Regions from separate parts of the Homo sapiens genome. Here region 2 is linked to region 1. The links are chromatin contacts, found by Hi-C or POLR2A ChIA-PET in ENCODE. All regions are on one chromosome and are shown on one strand. Each heading gives the region's core, a stretch centred on a gene start or an enhancer-like site at or near the end of the contact. The rest is flanking DNA. Distances are from core to core; before and after follow the strand shown. Region 1 overlaps SPATS2 (spermatogenesis associated serine rich 2). Region 2 holds the start of PRPF40B (pre-mRNA processing factor 40B).

Evidence for each region. Hi-C counts contacts between places; a loop is a spot of excess contacts on that map. ChIA-PET counts read pairs that join two places held with the same protein, here RNA polymerase II (POLR2A). Pooled maps may share reads with other maps.
Region 2: a pooled map shows a loop between it and region 1 (5-fold over the local background). The contact joins the promoter of PRPF40B here to the enhancer-like site in region 1. A Hi-C loop is called at or near these places in 6 of 50 pooled maps. POLR2A ChIA-PET finds 5 or more read pairs at or near these places in 4 of 52 experiments (Caco-2, H1, HEK293T and 1 more).

Annotation. Positions count from the first base shown.
Region 1 is chr12:49,512,196-49,518,528 of GRCh38, forward strand. It overlaps SPATS2 (spermatogenesis associated serine rich 2), which reads left to right. Exons shown (of 14, transcript NM_023071.4): 10 at 2,360-2,418. Among named protein-coding and RNA genes, the nearest start is that of KCNH3, 24 kb to the right of the region's middle. RefSeq lists a silencer at 1,632-1,810. Within about 2 kb of position 3,241, at least 3 of the 41 ENCODE cell types and tissues checked have a DNase peak (open chromatin) inside an H3K27ac peak, as active enhancers do.
Region 2 is chr12:49,620,117-49,626,449 of GRCh38, forward strand. It overlaps PRPF40B (pre-mRNA processing factor 40B), which reads left to right and starts at 3,445. Exons shown (of 26, transcript NM_001031698.3): 1 at 3,445-3,477. The coding sequence starts at 3,475. It also overlaps a transcript of FAM186B not described here. RefSeq lists silencers at 2,251-2,300, 3,161-3,660 and an enhancer at 2,491-2,580.

The DNA of each region.
Region 1 (6,333 bases), core at 1,991-4,490:
TTCTCTGAGAAATATATCAGCATCAGTTAACTAGTAGATTCTCTTGTTTAACCCTGGGCTGACATCATAGGACTTTTCACTAGATGTTATCAATAGATGGCAACATGACAAACAACAAACAAAAAGAAACAGAAGTTCTTACTGCTTTTCATTGTTTTTTGGCATGAAAACATAAGCTAATATATGTATTTTAATTTTAATTTTTGTGGGTACATGGTAGCTGGATATATTATAAGCTAGTTTTTTTTTAATGGAGGGGTTATATGGTTGTCCATGCACAGTCCTATGAATTTCTTGTGATCACCGAGTTAATCAAAAACAAAGTTTATTTAAATGAACACTAGTGATTCTCACAGGGAAAAAAAAATGCTATCAGAATGTACTAGCACAAATTTCCACAAAAAAGCCTGATTGTGTTGATGCAGACCTTGCTAAAAGTGTCATCTGACATTCTACTTCTCATAATAGATTGTAAGCTGCAAAAGGCTTACTTGTTTGCTGTAGTCTTTTAATAAATATTTTACAAGCTTTGTCAGAGAAAAAGGATTTGTCATCTGATGGACACAGCGTCTGCATCTTAAGGTGATTTGGCAACATAAGAGAGGTAATGTCAAACTGTAGGCCTGGCAGCTCCTGTCTCAGTTGTGCTTTTGTTTTGTCTTTTAGGTATTCCAATGCTGCTAGAGTTCTTGGAGCAAAATATTGCCAAGGTTTGGGAAATGCTTTCTTAGCAAAGTATTGCTACCCCACAATAATTGTATCTTCTCTCCAGTTTGATGCTTTTGGATTAATATGTCAACCAAATTTGTTTAGTTACAAGTCTGTTTATTAACATCATGCGTAACGATTATCAAACCTATGTTCTCTGGCACTTCCCTATAAAAGATTTGCTCCTTGAGGAAATGACCCTGCCTTAGACATTTTTGTATGTCTCACACTATAGTCTCCACATTAACTACTTTGTGCTAACATAACTATGTATTGAGCTAAATTGAATTAGAGCGAGAGAGAAAGAGTGTGTGTGTGTGTGTGTGTGTGTGTTTGAGTGTGATTACAACCAGAAACAAGAGTGGAACTTTTATTTACCCTGTAGTTATATTCCCCTTCAAAAGGAGAAATCAGAATGAACTCCAAATTTGAAGAAAGTTGGAACATTGCATGTTTGTGCAAGTATTAACATTCTAGATTTTTTTTTCTTTTTGCCACCACAAAGCAAAACCGATATGGTAAGGAAAATTATTTTCATCCAGAGGTTGAATACTAGGGTACTACTGTCTCCTTATACATTGAAGGCTGTGGGCTCTTTTATAACAACATGGAAAAGCTTTATGTGCCTATAAACCATTTATATTTGCAGTGGAAAAAATTCTAATTGCCTATTTAATGTTCTTTTTCTGTAAAAAGCCTACCAGAAATCTGTAATTCCATCCTTCCTAGTTACTATTATGTGTTTCTCAGAAACTAGCACACTATATGTCTATCTTTTGACTACTTTGCATTCTAAGTACTAAAATGTAAGTGGACTTGGTGCAACCATGGTCAGCTGTTGAAGACATACAAGTCCTAATCATGGATAAATTTACTATGCCCTAGTGGGGATATTGCTTGGTAAAAATTAATTAGATGCAAGGCCATCAAATTTTATAGACCAAAATATAAATATAAAAAGTATGAGTACAGGCCGGGCGCGGTGGCTCACACCTGTAATCCCAGCACTTTGGGAGGCCGAGGCGGGCGGATCACGAGGTCAGGAGATCGAGACCATTCTGGCTGACACGGTGAAACCCCATCTCTACTAAAAATACAAAAAAAATAGACGAGCGTGGTGGCGGGCGCCTGTAGTCCAAGCTACTCGGGAGGCTGAGGCAGGAGAATGGCGTGAACCCGGAAGGCGGAGCTTGCAGTGAGCCAAGATCGCGCCACTGCACTCCAGCCTAGGAGACAGCGAGACTCCGTCTCAAAAAAAAAAAAAAAAGTATGTGAGTACATACATGGTTAAGTAAGTAATTTCCACACGGACTTTTGCTTTAGCACAGCTTACTAAAAAATGTGTTTTGTAGCTTGCTACTGCCATCTGCTGGTTCTCAACTCTTAGACGTCTACAATTGGTGTACTGCTGCAATGTACCAATATTGCAATATAAAAGGGAATTGGGTCTATTTATTTTATTTATGGGAAAATCTTAAAATATTCTTTGTTGAGAGTAAGACATCAGAATTTGTATGTGATCCATACAATATTATTTTTTAGTATGCTTTTAGCAAACAAACTCACTGGTCTTTCTTTACTATTAATAATGTGCTAATTTTGTATTTGAGTTTCTGATCAAACTTTTTATTCCTTTGTCATCTTTTCCTAGTTTAATGGATCGAGAAGTGGCGTTGCTTGCTGAAATGGACAAAGTGAAAGCTGAAGCAAGTAAGATGATTGATCTTTAATTAAAGCTATTACCTTCATAAATAGTAGGTACCTACTTCCCAACCCTTATAACAAAAGTTCCATATAAATACCATAATAAGAGTTTATATATTTAAATAATCTTAAGCAGTTGCACTGTACTGGCATATGAATCCTTTCAGGTGAAATAACTTTAAAGAGCCTGTTTTAAAAATATTTCCAAATCTTAATATTTTGAATGCAGAGTTCAGTGTATAAGAGACTGCATCACGGTATCTGCCACCAGGTTTTTATTTTATTTTGTTTCTTCCTCTAGTGTTTAAGCAATTCCACTGGGATTTTTTCTACTTGGAAAAAAACCTTTAGCATAATCAGAGAAGACTTCATTAGGTTGCCTACGATTGTATGTGTATACTCCTATCATTACCTATCTCAGAACTTTCTTTGTTTTCTCAGTTTATAGAACAGTCTTCACTCAGTGTCTGTTATCAATGGGTAGGGGAAAAGTTAGAGAATTGAGGGTTCAAGATACCAGGTTTCTTGAAAGCTTACTAAAATAGATTCTGGAGGAATGAAGTCTAACTTTGGTGATTTGTGGGGTTTTGTACAGAAAAAACAGATACCTATTTTTTGATCATTTCTGTTAAGTGTTAGGTTAAACATACACAGCTACACGAAGACAAGGGAATACCAACTGCAACTTGTACAATGGCATTGATTTGAGGCATTTCGGTGGCAGGTTTTATCTTCCTGCATTGAACGCCAGATTAATTATTAGGAAAGTTGTTTATTTTAACCCACCCCCAAACTGGTAAGAATAGAAATGCTGGGCTAGGTCGAGATCATGACTCACAGTTAAATCACTTGTGTGTGTGGTCACGGGCCAGAGGATGCAGCTTTGAAGCACTGAAATGACTTCAGCTTTGGTCCATTTTAACTTGAAAATTTGAGAATGTAGCAGAGATGCCTTCCACTGTTTTTCAGAGGTGAGATTTCATTACATTGAGCAATATATTTTGAGTTTCTAAATTTGACATTTCAGTCCATTATTTTATCTGTATATTCTCTTTTTGAAAATGGAAATGCAGATAAACTAAAACCACTAAGAAGACATATTTCTTAGTTTTGAGAAGAAGGTCCTTTTAGGCCAGGCGTGGTGGCTCACGCATATAATCCCAGCACTTTGGGCGGATCACCTGAGCCCAGGAGTTTGAGACCAGCCTAGGCAACATAGTGAAACCTCGTCTCTACAAAAAATAAGAAATAAGGCTGGGCGCAGTGGCTCATGCCTGTAATTCCAGCACTTTGGGAGGCTGAGGCGGGCAGATCACGAGGTCAGGAGATCGAGGCCATCCTGGCCAACATGATAAAACCCCGTCTCTACTAAAAATACAAAAATTAGCTGGGCATGGTGGCACACGCCTGTAGTCCCAGCTACTCGGGAGGCTGAGGCAGGAGAATCACTTGAACCCAGGGGGCAGAGGTTGCAGTGAGCCGAGATTGCGCCACTGCACTCCAGCCTGGCAACAGAGCAAGACTCCATCTCAAAAAAAAAAAAAAAAAAAAAAAAAAAAATATATATATATATATATATATATATATATATATATATATATAAATCAGGCATGGGGTCATGTGCTACATGTAGTCCTAGTTAGTTGAGAGGCTGAGGTGGAAGGATCACTTGAGCCCAGGAGGTCGAGGCTGCAGTGAGCTGTGATTGCACCACTGTACTCCAGCCTGGGCGATAGAGCAAGACCCTGTCTTGAAATTAAAAAAAAAGAAGGTGCTTTTAAGAATATTAATACATCTTTTATATTAATAGAAAATTTTGGCCGGGTGCAGTGGGTCACGCCTGTAATCCCAGCACTCTGGGAGGCCGAGGCGGGCTGATCACGAGGTCAAGAGATCAAGACCATCCTGGCCAACATGGTGAAACCCTGTCTCTACTAAAAATACAAAAATTAGCTGGGCATGGTGGCATGCGCCTGTAGTCCCAGCTACTCGGGAGGCTGAGGCAGGAGAATCACTTGAACCCAGGGGGCAGAGGTTGCAGTGAGCCGAGATTGCGCCACTGCACTCCAGCCTAGCGACAGAGCAAGACTCCATCTCAAAACTAAAAAAAAAAAAAGAAAAGAAAAGAAAATTTCAGATAGCGAGGCTAATGTAACAAATTCCCATCACTCAGCTTCAACCAATTATCAATTTGTGGCCAATCTTATTTTATCAAATTCAGAGCTCAAAGTTTTACTTAACTTCATCAGTTTTATATCTTTAGCTCTTTTCTCCCTGAAAATCCTGGTTCTCAATGATATTACTCATTTACCAATGCTATCAAGAGTAATTACTCATTTACCAGTGCTATCAAGAGTTGCTTTTTGTTTTTTACATATTATAATTTTATTAAGTAACTGATAGGTTTGTAGTATTTCAATCTTTTCCAGTGTTGTATAATTAGGTCCTATGAGTTATCTGTTACGTGTAGAAAGCTTTTTATTCACCTCATTTTTGCCATTTTGAGAGCTATAATTTTGTCATAGAATCACTGAATGCTAGAGCTGAGAGAAACTGAAGTTGATACAAATGGCAAATAGGTTTTATCTTGGGACCTAAACCAATAGATCATTTGTAACTGTTGGGCTTTGGCGTTAAGAAACTTTTGTAGGCATGCTCCTGACTCCTGAGAAAGTGGGCCCTGATTGATTAGTGTGACTTGGGTCTAGGCAGCCCATGTGTGCATCTCTGTGGCAGTTGGGCTGAGTAAACTTGCTAAATACATCCAGCTCTCTGTAATACCTGGTGTAACTCTTTAAAACTTCTGTTTTTTTCTGACGTGAATTTGGCTAATTCCTCAGTGTGTTACAGGATTCTATGTATATCAGTTAGGGATTGAGTTTGACTACATGGAACAGAGTGGCCTAAATAAATGTGAGTGTCCTTTTTTCTCAGAAAATGAAAAGTACAGAGGTAAGCAACCCAGGGCTGGCAGGACATTTCCCAGATGACATTAGGGACCCAGGATCTTCTGTTCTTCTGCCCAGCCATTCTGAGAGTATGCTTATGGTCAAAAGACAACTCCCTAGGCTCCAGTCGAGAAGGAGTAAAACGTTACATGCTAAGACTCCCTTAAAACGCTTTCCTGTAAAGCCTGCCCTTTGAGTTCTGCTTATATCTCAATGGGGAAACTATATCACATGGCCGTTTCATCTGTAGCAAAGCCAGAAAATATAGATTTTTTTTTTACCCAATTATGTTGGTACCCAACAACATTGGATTTCTGATAGCCCTGAATGTTCCTGAATGTAGTTGGAAAGACTGTGTTCCATCAGCTAATGGTCTTTGCTACAGTCCTCCACTACCCAGTATCCCTCTTTTTTCCAAAATGAGAATATGTTCACCACCTCCTCAATAGCAATACCTCCAAAGTCTCATCTAGTTAGTTAATATTCAGCTGAAAGGCCAGGTCTTCAGAGTGATTTCAGATCTTCCAAGGATGGGGTCTCATAAATTAAAAGAAAGGCTAAATGCCCCCTTCTCCCATATTACATAGTTGGAGAAAGAAAAGGATAATTATAGTAAAAATTCCCACTTGGAAAAGCAATGATCAAATCTTGCTGGATGGGAAGGAATAGCAGAGTCCCTTCCCTGGTAGTAGAGAACATTCGTTGGGTGGTTTATCTGCTTCCTGGGAGGATTTCTTTGGTTTTGTTTCCACTGTAGCCCCTGTCTCTCTGGGAGATTTTTATTGTATGTTCTCTGCCATGACCATATCCAAGTTATATATCAGAAAGCATGCCAGAGAAGGTGGTTCTTAAAAGGGTGTAACAATCTAAATACCCATCACTAGGGAACTCGGTAAATAATTGTGGTATATCCACATACTGGGTGGCTGTTAAACAGAATGAAGGTGATCCAGATGTATTAATAGGGAATAAA
Region 2 (6,333 bases), core at 2,195-4,694, 110 kb after region 1:
ACTAACTAGGTCATTCAGGGGAGTCAAATTAACACAAAAGAAACATGTCACCTAAAAGATGGTGTTGAAATGTCCACCTTCTTAAACTGTTAGGATAAAATTAGTTCTAAAGAAGATAGCAAACCAACCCTGAAGTACTCCTAGTTTGCTGCAGAATCTTGCATGTTTTGGATGTTATATGAGTTCTATTTGCCCCAGTTAATTTAACTTTTTTCTGCCTGTCTTGTGGACTGGCTGGCTCTTTTAGAACTCTGTCAAAAAAGTGCATGGAGGCTGGGCGCGGTGGCTCACACCTGTAATCTCAGCACTTTGAGAGGCCAAGGCAGGTGGATCACGAGGTCAGGAGATTGAGACCATCCTGGCTAACACAATGAAACCCCATCTCTACTAAAAATACAAAAAAAAAAAAGTGCATGGAATATAACTTGTAAAACCTCCCACAGCTGAAAGTATATATGTGTATGTGTTTAAATCAAATCTAGGAAGCTTACAATAGAGCTGCATAGTAGTAGCATTTATTAAAGAATCATAACTGTAAACATGAGAATAACTTATGAATTCTAGTTTAGTTCTTTTGTAATTGTAGATATCTGTATTTGCTGCTGTAATATAAGGATAATTTTTAAATGTCATCTTGAAACAGAAACATGTATTTCAAGCACTCATGGAAGGTAACTGAAGAACACTTTTTAAATGGAGAAAATGTTATTTTCTCCGTAAGAATTGTAAACGTTAAACATATTACCTATAATGGAATTAATGATTTATAAGCAAGCTGGTTTGAACAGACATTATACACATGCTTTTCTATACTACAGAATGCCATTACACTTGTGAAATTCTCTTGTCTAACCTGAATTTACATTCCATGGTGATAACATGGTATATGTATTGTTATAAAAATAAGTGACCATGTCAAAAAAATAAAAAAAGAAAAGAAAAGCATAGAATATGGCAAATAAAAATCCCACAGAAGAGTGAGGCAGCCAGGCAAAGTGACTCACGCCTGTAATCCCAACACTTTGCCAGGTCGAGGCAGGCAGATCACTTGAGCTCAGGAGTTCAAGTCCAGCCTGGCCAGCATGGTGAAACCCCATCTCTACTAAAAATACAAAAATTCGCCGGGTGTGGTGGCGCATGCCTGGAGTCCCAGATACTTGGGAGGCTGAGGCAGGAGGATAGCTTGAACCCGGGTGGTAGAGGTTCAGTGAGCCACTGCACTCCAGCCTGGGCAACAAGAGCGAGACTCTGTCTCAAAACAAAACAACAACAACAAAAGAATGAGGCAAAGAACATGCCCAGGAGAATGAGAAAAGAGATGCCAGGTTGCCAGATGTGCAGCAAGGTGAGGGGATGAACAGTCAGATTGGAGAAGGTCAGCAGTCTCCAGCAGTGATGTCTTCAAGAAGATGAAATGGAGAGAATTCTCTGCTATATCTAGATATTCTGAGAGGAAATTTAAGCAACTGGGGGAAGAATTTGAGGTAGAGTTTGTGAGAAATACATAGAAAATAAATGATTTTAAAAAACAAGATTATTAATTCCAGGAAAAATAAAAGTTTGTGCAGGAAAAAACAGAAGGTCTCCCTGGGGAGGACAGACCCAAGGAGGAAGCTGGGCAGGGAATTCCAGGGTCCTAGGTATTCAGAATATGGTCTAATCCTGGGCAAGTGTGCTTTGCATGGGCAAATCCCCTTGGACCCCTTGCCCTGTGGGGAGGGCTGCAGCTGGGGGAAGGCCGGAGATGTGAAGGTAAATGCCAGAAGAAACAGCTAAAAGAGGTGAAAACGTTGCCTCCAGAGAGGGGAAGACGATGGGGGCAGGGCTCTGCTGTTTGTCTTAACAAATCTGGTACAATTATTCGATTCTATATGTGTGTACATGTTCTAAGAAATATTTCATTAAAGAAAAGAAAAGCATTTAAAAAATAAAAATGCAATTCATGAAAGTTCACGGAACCTCTGGACCACTTCTGCTATACTTAGAGATCTCAATAATAGTTTGAAAATCGCCCCAGCTGCGCTGGCATCGCGGCAGCCCCCGGGGGAAGGTGGGAGCGGTGGAGAGGCCGCCGGTGGTCCGTCCTCCTCCCCCCGCCCGCCCCCTCCATTCCCCTCTCCTGCCGCGGCGGCGGCTGCGGGCCGCGCGCCAGTCTCCTCACCCCACCTCCCCCAAAAGTTTGAAAACCACAGGACCCAGCGTGGGCAGTACAGGGAGACGTCGTCTCCAAAAAGTTACAAAATTAGCCGGGCGTTGTGGCACACGCCTGTAGTCCCAGCTACTCGGAGGCTGAGGGAGAAGGACCGGTTGAGACCAGGAGGCTGAGGCTGCAGTGAACCCTGATTGTGCCACTGCACTCCAGCCTGGGTGACAGATCAATACGCTGCCTCAAATAAGAAAAGAAAACCGCAGAGCTGGGCCTTCATTTGAGACCATGTGGGTATCATTTTGATTAAACCACAAAGCATTTTCTCTCTACAGCAGCCCACAAGGGTGAATCCCACTTCCTTTTCCTCCCAGGTGTCACCTCTAACTCTTCGTGTCAGGAGTTTTTCTACCTCTCCGGAGTTCTTTGGCTCTCAGGAACCTAGCACGGCATCACGCGAGTCCCGGCTCAGGTGAGGGGGGAATAAAGGGAACAGGAAGCGCCTTTTGCGGGGCTTTGCAGGCTGGCGGTCAGCGCCTTTCTGCACCCGTGTGCCTGGGGCCTGTCACTCTCCAGCCCCAAGGCCTTCAGCGCATTCCCCGCAGAGCTCCAGGTTACAGTTTCCTCAGCCGCACAGCAAGCATGTACCTCACATTTTTAACTTCTGTCAAAGAGTGGGCCCTGCTCTCATGAGTTCAGCGCTCAGTGGGAGCCAGGTCCCAAAAGTGAACTTCAGGGTCACGCGAGAAGCACGTGTACGCCCCACAAGGGCGTGATTTCGGGGATTTGTCTTTTTTTTTTTTTTTTTCCAAGCTGCTGTGTGCTCAGTCCCTGAGACAGACCCTGCCACCTCACAGGTGCTCAACAAATAGTTCTGGAGTTAACTAACTTAAAAGTACTGTAAAAGAGCTACACAGCAAATTAAATTCGCTGTGCAGCGCAAAGGCACCCTACACACTGCGTGAACGCTTCGGCTCCTGGAGCGCCGGCGACTGCGAAGCCAGGACGCAGGCAGCGGGGAGAGGCAGAGGCGCCGGCCCCCGACCGTCAGTCAGAGGCGGGAGCAGGCGTGCCCCGCCCCCCGGGGGGCGGACCCGGGACGCGGCGGCGCGGGGGCGGGGCCTGGTTCTCCGTGCCGGGGGGGCGGGGCCGGGACCGAACACACCGGGCCGGTTGGGGCCCCGCTCGCCGGCGGGAGCCACCGGAGCCCCGGCCACGAAGGGGTGCGACCCCCCGCCGGCCCCGCCCTCCCGGCTGCGGCCTGGCCAATCAGAGCGGCTCTTACTGGCGGGTGGGCTGAGCCGGCCCAGCTGCTCGGAGGCTCTGGCATGGTAACATCCCCGCGCGGGGGTGGAGGGGCTCGGGGCGGTCCCACAGCGCCCCCTGCGGCCCGGGCCGTGGCCGATGGGGCGGGGAGGCCGCTGGGGATAGCTGGGACCCCGGGGAGGGCGAGGGAGGCCAAGGGTGAGGGAAGAGAGCCCGGGAGGGGGGATGGGGGCGGGGACTGGGGGCGAAGGGGCGGGGGAGGCCATGATGGAGCCTGGCCGGGGGCGAAAGGTGCGAGAGTGGCGGGACTGGGTGAAGAGTGGGATTGGGAGAGGTGGGGGTGGGTTCGCGGAGAAAGATCGGGAAAGAAGAGAGAGGGCGGAGATGAGGGGACTGAGGGGACCAGGGGACAGGTGGGGACCAGTTTCCCCTCCTGGGATATTTGGTGTGCGACATGCCCTTCCCCCAGCCCCAGCGCCCGTTCCCTTTGGAAGCCTGGGTGCTCCTCAGACCACTTGGGGACTCCCTGCTTCACCTTCCTGCATTTGCAAGAGCTTGTCTCCTGAGGTGGAGAGGGGGCCTCTGAAGAAAGGGGCTCCCAGCCCAGGCCATCAACAAACTAACGACTCTGTGTGACCTTGGGCAAGTCACTACCTTTCTTTGGGCCTCAGATTTCCCATCAATTTTTTTAAAAAGGAAATGCATGAAAATTAAATCCCAGATCTCTTCCAGGGTCTAAATGAATAGGTTTTTGAGGAGGAAGTTTAGGAGAATGGGTTTGGTAGGGAAGCAAAGGAAAGGATGAAGATGGAGGCGAGGCCTTGGGCTGGGGCTGGAGAAATCCCCACGGGTGCGGGGGGATGGTAGACAGAAAGCCTGCCGGGCTGGGGCTGGCTAGCCTTATCCTGTTGGAGGGATGGAAGAACTCTAAGGAGAGGAGGAGGTTGAAACCTAACTCCACAATGATGGAGACCAAAAGTAACATTCGCTTCTTCAGAGGGAGAGTGATGAGATGGCAGGATCAGAAAGAAGCAACAGGGGCCGGGCGCGGTGGCTCATGCCTGTAATCCCAGCACTTTGGGAGGCCGAGGCGGGCGAATCACCTGAGGTCAGGAGTTGGAGACCAGCCTGACCAACATGGAGAAACCCTGTCTTTACTAAAAATACAAAATTAGGCGTGGTGGCCCATGCCTGTAATCCCAGCTACTCTGGAGGCTGAGGCAGAAGAATCACTTGAACCCGGGAGGCAGAGGTTGTGGTGAGCTGAGATCGCGCCATTGCACTCCAGTCTGGGCAACAAGAGCGAAGCTCTGTCTCAAAAAAAAAAAAAAAAAGCAACAGGAAGATACTTTCTAGTAAGGCAGATCTTTGGGGAGCAAGAGGAAGAGTAGGGCTGGTCCAGGAAAGTTGGAAACTAGGATGGTCTTTGAAACGGAAGGGCAGGTGCTGTTTGGGGCAGCTGAAGAAGGGCCGCAGGTAGATCACAGGGTAACCAGCTGGTCTCTCAGCCTTTTTTTTGATGATGGCTACCACTTTCTGAGAGATGTGCCTCCCAGCCTTCATCTTCAGGAAGTGGGAATGAGTCAGACCAAGCAGACCTTGGGAACACCTGGCTCGCTGAGGATTTCTGGATTGTGTAAGGATTGGGGTTAAAAAAGAAAAAAGGAAATGTATCTGAATGTAAGCAGTATCATCTGTGGCGCCATCATCCTTGCTGGGAGGCAGCTTTGTGAACTGGTTGAAAGCACAGGCTTTGGAGTCAGACTGCTTGGATTCCAAACCTGCCTCTCCCATTTAATGTCTTGGAACCTTGGTCAGGTTACTTAATCTCTGAACCTCAGTTTCTTTATCTGTAAAATGGGAATAATAACCTCTGAGATGGTTGCCAGGATTAAATGAGTGTTTGACACAGTATCTGGCTCATAATAAGTGCTCAGTAAATATTAGCTATTAGCTGTTATCATTCCCTCTTTCTGTTTTTTTTCCTACTGCCTCTCCATTCTTGTCCTTTTCTCCTTTTATTCTTCTGAGTGCTAAGTTCTGAGATGCCCCTTAGATGTGAAGTCCCAGAAGTATTGATTGCATCTTTGGTGGTGGGAAAGGGGTGGCCCCTCACTGGCCCAGGTGAACATATGATGATCAGATGATCAAGTGTCTCTTCATCATCTCTCAGCCCACAAATGTGTTTTTGTTCCAGGGAAGACACAGGATCTGCTTCTCTTTCAGCAACCATTTCTATATCCTTCCCTGTCACTAGTTAATGTCTTCATATTCTCACCCAGAAATAAAATAAGACCCAAAGTTTTATGGCACTGCAGCAGGTAGGAGAGGGACGGGGTGTTTCAGGAAAGCAGGGACACAACACGGGAAGCTCAGCGAAGGAAGGGCTTTGGAAGTTCTGTAGTAGTTTATGTTTATTCCATTGTTCTGTCCTCTGTGGGGAACTGTCCAGAATAGGCCAGTGTCTGAATCCTGGCCAGAGGTCTTCATCCCAAGTTGAAGATGACTGTATACAGTTAGCTTTATTAGGTTTTCTCATGCCAACATTTCAATCCAATTTCCTTTTTCCAAGCCACAAAGACTTCTGCCAAGCTACCTCTCTCTGTCACAGCCTGTATGTCAGAGAATTTATACAGATGTACATATGCACACGTGTATACACTGTTTTCAAAGTGCATTTTAGGATATTCCAGTATGCAAAAATCTAATAAGGTTAGAGATGAGACTGCATTTTATCACAGCACTTTGTGTGCAGGGCCCTGACTAAACACTTGGGGGAGGTATAAAAGGAGAAAACTCAATCCCTGAATGTAGGGAAATCCCCACATGAGTGGGAGACAAGCAGTCCCACATGAAACACCCAGCAAACATTCACAGAGTAGCATGTCACTCTGCAAAGTAGTGCATCATTTATCCTGAAG